Linked DNA regions of Mus musculus: region 1 is linked to region 2. Evidence: chromatin loops called from intact Hi-C (ENCODE). Cell type or tissue: left cerebral cortex. All regions are shown on one strand. Each heading gives the region's core, and the rest is flanking DNA. Links, peaks and the distances in the headings are about the cores only. Region 1 has its middle 11 kb from the start of Ppp1r1c. Region 2 overlaps Ppp1r1c (protein phosphatase 1, regulatory inhibitor subunit 1C).

The links. A loop is a pair of places that touch in the nucleus more often than their neighbours do. Peaks named below come from ENCODE experiments on the same cell type or tissue, not always from the same donor. Only the 100,000 strongest peaks of a DNase experiment are listed, where the experiment ranks them.
Region 1: a loop joins it to region 2, with 2.1 times the contacts of the local background. A loop is called at or near these places in 2 of 42 quality-filtered maps.

Annotation. Positions count from the first base shown.
Region 1 is chr2:79,695,197-79,698,122 of GRCm38, forward strand. No RefSeq gene overlaps it. Among named protein-coding and RNA genes, the nearest start is that of Ppp1r1c, 11 kb to the right of the region's middle. In left cerebral cortex, for the core only: no CTCF peak of the experiment used is centred there; DNase peaks (open chromatin) are centred at 1,458, 1,828 and 2,610; H3K27ac peaks cover 542 bases.
Region 2 is chr2:79,758,642-79,761,567 of GRCm38, forward strand. Ppp1r1c (protein phosphatase 1, regulatory inhibitor subunit 1C) reads left to right here. Exons shown (of 5, transcript NM_172420.4): 4 at 970-1,030. Among named protein-coding and RNA genes, the nearest start is that of Ppp1r1c, 52 kb to the left of the region's middle. In left cerebral cortex, for the core only: no CTCF peak of the experiment used is centred there; a DNase peak (open chromatin) is centred at 1,546; H3K27ac peaks cover 438 bases.

The DNA of each region.
Region 1 (2,926 bases), core at 201-2,700, 63 kb before region 2:
TATTGCCCTAAAAATCTGTATATAACTAACAAGAAACATTTAACCGGAGTTTTTATCTGGCGAATCTTTTAGTATCATTTAATGCCTTATCAGAGATTTATAGACATAGCAATAAAGTAAGTCACAGGGAAATTGTGGTTGAAATAAAGAAGGAACTAAGGACTACAGGACAAAATGTACACACAGAGCTACTCATAAATTGCAGGGAAGGAATATAAAGGACAGTCCTTTTCAAAGTTCACCAAGGCCCAGTCACACCCGTTTCAGGACAAGCACAAACCATGCATGGCCCCTGTCTGGAGGCACCAGGTGGCTCGATTGATTTCCAATTTTTCATTCAGATCATGTAATTAAGATGAAGAAGAAAAAAAAAAGGTCCTGATAATTTTACAGGAGACATTCTTTCCTCCAAGTAGGAGAGCTGAGGTTCAGCAAGGCATCAGGATCAACCTTCACATCATCCAAAAAGATCTTCAGCTACCGCATCCCTCATTCGTTCCAAACTCTCAGCATCCACCCCTCTCCTAAAATGTTTCCATTGATGGTTTCCATTAACAGAAAAGTCAAACCTATCTCTCCCTTGATTCCTTCTTTATGATTTTTTTTTTTTAGTTTTGTGTTTCTATTTCCACTCTCTCCATTTGCTGAATCAGACAATGGGGAGTTATAGAACTACTGTGTTCTTATGGAGGACATGTACACTGATATAAATTTGTGAGAATTAACAACAAGATAATGCTAGCCTTCTGTCTGTCCTATTGGACTTTCAAAACCTGTTGAGATGAATTACTATGATAAAAATATTTTAGTACTACACACCCACACCCACCCACCCACACCCACATGCACGCAATCATGCATGCACGCACGCATGCACGCACGCACGCACGCACGCACGCACGCAATGTCCAAGCTTGTACTGAAGACAAGGAATCAGTGGTTCCCCTTTTCGTTCCCTCCTTGTTGTTCTAAGACAGCTCAGGCTCTTAGGCTCTACTTCCTGTTTCTCCAGACCCTGCCCACACGAGGGACTTCCCAAGGGAAAGAAATACATTGTCTAAAAGCTGTGTGTGTGTGTGTGTGAATATATATGCCATGTGTATATAAATTATATGTAATAAGAAAGAGCTCAGCAGAACAAAATTTTTGATGTATAATAATGGAAGCTAAGTTGTAGATAGAACCATCTTTTTTTGGAGGAGTTAGAAAAGAGAATTGTAGGAGAAGTTGCTATTTTGTCAAACCTGCCTTTCTCAAAAGAAGCAGTGAAGAACAACAGCGCATAATGATGAAGACAGGAGAAGACCCTCGCCGCAACGCTCTGGACCTCACTTGATACCTAGTTCAGGAACATTTGGCGGCAGCAGGGGTTGCCTAGGATAAACCCTAGAGGATTGTTTAATATACATGGGAGATTCCTTCCCTTGGAGAGTCCCTCGTGTGTGGGCAGGGTCTGGAGAGTCAGGAAGGGGAGCATGAGCCGTCATCAAACAGCAAAGAGGGAACTCAAATAGGGAAGCACTGCTTCCCCCTGTTCTCAGGACAAGATCGGACAGCTTTGAAATGGGGTTGACTTAACAACTGACATACAACCAGGAGGGCCTGCGATCCAGACCCTAAATAAAGTTATTTGTGTGAAAAGTTTCCTCAACTTGATCCTGCTCCTAAATACCCAAGGACAGCCTCTATTTTCAAACATGTATATTCACTTAGTAAGAGAGTAGAATCTATCTGATGAGATCTATTCTAATGATATTGCGTGAGGAGCATGCTCAGTGTAAGTATAAATAGCAATCTCAAACCACAAGGTTACTGAAAAAGTTCAGGATGAAATGAGTCATCTAAAATATTGGGAAAATCCAAAGTGTTTTAGAAGCTTGAATAGAAAACTGCCACCCACATCCATACACACCCTAGCGTAATTTGAGAATGTTAAGGGAAAATACACTGAATGTTTCTCAGGAGATCAGACCTTTCATGACAGCTTTCTCTGAAATGAAATCAGTAGTCCTAGATTTTATTTAGCAGTAGAGAATTATCAAAGTTCAAAAAACAAAAATTCTGAAACTTGTAGCATTTCATTCAATCGAACTAACTCATGTAGAAGGGCAAAAAACATTCTAGAAATGCACAGGCTTAAGAGAGTTTACTAGCCATGAGCCATTACTAAAAGCTTATGAAATGGTACATTTTGGTGGACAGACTGAATCCAAGACAAAGTATTCTATTGAAACAATAGTGGCTATGTAGAAAGAGGTGATGTTGTCATGACAGACGAGTAATCAGTACAAGGACATGCTTAGCATCTTACTTTCTTGGGATTGGATGTAAACATCCATGTATATCCATCAATAACAGTAAATATTAATAATTAGTTTCATGTGTATATGTTCATATATGTGGGTGCACACGTGTGTGGGTACCTGTGTGTACATGTATGCATAGTCATGAAGAGGTGAGAGGCCAATCACCTTGGTTTTTATTCTATCTTTAGTTTGAGACTGGGTTACTCAGTGGTCTGAAATTTTGCCAAATATGCTAGATTATCTTACCATTGATTTCCAAGGGTCCATCTTCACCTGCCCTTATCACCAACACTCGGATCACAAGTGGGCGCCACTGGGCACAGCCTTTTCTGTGGTGTCTGGGCATCCAGACTCAGGCTTTTATGTTTGAGAGGCAAGTGCTCTACTGCCTAAGCCTTTGCTCCTGCCCCCAAATTACTTTTCAACTGGGAAAAACAAAAACTAAAACATGTATGAGCACACTCCTGTGAAAGCTTAGAAGACGACTTAACAAACTACTTGGAGAATTCCGAGATGACAGCATAGGAGAAGGAGCCGCTGAGCACAGAACTAAAAGAAGAGGTGGCTGTTGCATTGGACGAGAGGGATGGAAGGATTCTCCAAACAAAGAACTGATGTCT
Region 2 (2,926 bases), core at 245-2,744:
AGAGATGATTCTACATGATCATAGAATGGTGGTTTTTGACCCTAAAGTATGCTCTTATTTTTAATCATTTTAAAAGTAAAACTTGATCTGGGGTGTTTAGGTGACAATGCTATGTAGCAGTTTTGGTAAGAAAGGACTTAGCTATTGGACAGACAAAAGAGTATCAAACAAACAAAACAACATCACCATTCTGAATAAAATCAGGGTTTAGATTGAACGTGGCAACTTAAGATTGCATTTATAAATGAAGGACTCAAATTTTTCCTTTGGAACCCTCATTAATTGCAAAGGCAGATAAAATAAGTATACACACACACACACACACACACACACACACACACACACATATATATAATGCGTATATATTATGTGTTTATCTCTCTAGTTAGAGATAGATAGATACCACTGGCATATTTTTGAAATATACTTTGTATAAGAACTCATGTATTTTTGCAATTGAATTACTATCCTTTTATTTCCTTAAAACAAACTAATCTGTGGGCAAGCAAGACAGCTCAATAGGTTAAGGCACTTGCCACCAAGTCTGACACCTCTAGTTTGATCTCTGGGGCCTACATTGTAGAAGGAAAGAAGCAACTCTACAAATTCTCCTCTGACCTACACACATGCACCACAAAATGTGTACACCCACAAGTATACACGCACAACAAACAAATAAGTTCAATAAAATTACATACACTGTGAAACTAATGTTAGTAATGAAATTTTTAAAAAATTAAAAATCGTAATATGTGTAAACTTGATGATGAAACATACCCTCTGGTTTATATAGCTTGGTGGTCTATGGTATCACCAAACATGCCCATTACTCATTACAGCTACAGCGCTACTTCCAGACAGGAAGTAGCCTCACAAAGCCCTTTGAGATACAGCTCTTTGTCTACTTCACAGGTCTGACAGCAATGTACTTTTATGCACGTCTAATGCTTTCGATTTCCTTGTCCACAGTCGCAGAATGCATCGCCTAAGCAAAGGAAGCAGAGTGTGTACACACCACCGGCCATGAAAGGTACTGCTAGGTACCACTTCGGGGTGTCATGAGTAATGGGTGTAGGGACTGGCGGGCCATTGGTCTGCTGATTATATGTGCTTGTCTCTGCTTTGCTTCCAGTTAAGGGTGGAGGTCAGGAAGATTTTACCTCTCTGAAGCTTTGTTTCATCATGGAATAAATAGGTACTTGAAGAATTGGTGACTTGGAGAGTCTCAGAATCTTAGAATGGGAAAAAAAATCAATTTTCAAAATAACGACGATTTTTTTTCTTTTACCTTTGTTTATTTTTCTCCTTTGAAAAAATTATCCTCAAATCTCTAATTGTTCTTGTTGATTGGCATGTGATTATTAGTTTGTTTTTTTCCCTTAAGGTAAGCAAAGCAGAAGTGCTTGGTCTGCGTGGAAATGTAATGTCAAGAATCACCTCTCTGCCTTGTGTCAGGAGCAGATCTACTGAACCCAATTGAGCACCAATTTGCTGTACTCCTAACGGCTGCCCAGATCACATCAGAGAATGCTGGCTCAGAGGCTGGCGTCTTCCCAGAACTTCTCCCCAAAATTAGAACTGCCAAGTAACATTTAAGTGTATCAGTATTTCGACAAATACTAGTTCCAAGAAAGGCTTCTTTTCTTTTTCACACAAAAATGTTCCTGACACAAGGCAGTGACTGTTCAGGCCAGTATCTCCCTTCCAGCTTGGCTCCCTGGTTGTTGGCTCAAGGTTCATCACACTGCCCTCCAGCTCTGATTCAGTGTGGAAGAAGCTGGTGGGGAAGCTTAGAGGTCCAGCCCGGGCTAGAGCTTCCACTGTTTATACTCTTTTCGGGGAGATGGGATATAAATGGACCCGTAGCTACTTTCAGTAAACGTCTGTTCTGTGCAGTTATAAAAGGTTGTGCCTGTTTGTAGGAAGAAGGATAAATAATGCATCCATCTGTGTTGTAGTTTATCCCAAGGCAATTATTGAATTCCTAAGTATCACTGTCTAAATATCAGTATAGAGTTTTCAAGATGGTTCTTCATTGTGAGTGCTTTTTATTTTTCAAGACACGTCAGTTTTGGCATGAATAGACAACAATGAAGATGTATGTGAAGTTGCTCAATTATTTCCTCTGTTCTATTTTGGGTTAGCTTAAGCTAAATAAAGTAGTACTGTCCTCATGTCCTCAGAGAATAACTATATTATTTTGAAAGGAAAATCTTAAACTCAAAGGCCTAAGGGGACATGGTGTTCATTATTTTTAGCTCTCAAATATCCCAAGAATGCGGGACTCTAGCATTCAGAGAAGCTGGTTATATTGAAGCATTTTTAGTATAACTTTATACTGCGGAGTCCAGAGATTGTTCTTCAACAACTGCAGTAATGAGTTAAAAAGCCTTAAGGATGTATAGCCATTCCTTCAAGGAGGCATTGGGCATTGATACATATAAGCTAGTAAGGATCTATGTGAGTTTTCAGCTTATGATAAAAGAAAAAGCCAAATTGGTATGATTTTTCTCAGTGTATCTGTTCCTAAGAGCTGGAAATGTGTGTGTGAAAACCAATGTAACCAATGGTAACCTATGGTCTATTGTGAGCACAGAGAGGAGATTTAATTATAGGAAAGATGGCTGAACAAAGGGAGTGTTCTTGAGATGCGAAACACATTAATACAGTTGTGCCCAAATGAAAGTTCTTCAGGCTGCTGTTCCATGTTACAAAGGTGAAGGTAGGGTGGTTTTCTGGGTGTGCAAAGCACCAGCGGAGGAGATCAACATGAGTGAAGAAAAAAATGTGCTCTGAGGCAAAGTGTACAATGGCTTTTTGAAGGAGCCCGTGAAGGAGCGGCTAGATAAACCAAGAAGGCAGAGCCTGTCTTCTCTTTGAGGAGTTACTGGGTAAGGAGACAAGACAGAAAGGGATGATGAACTTC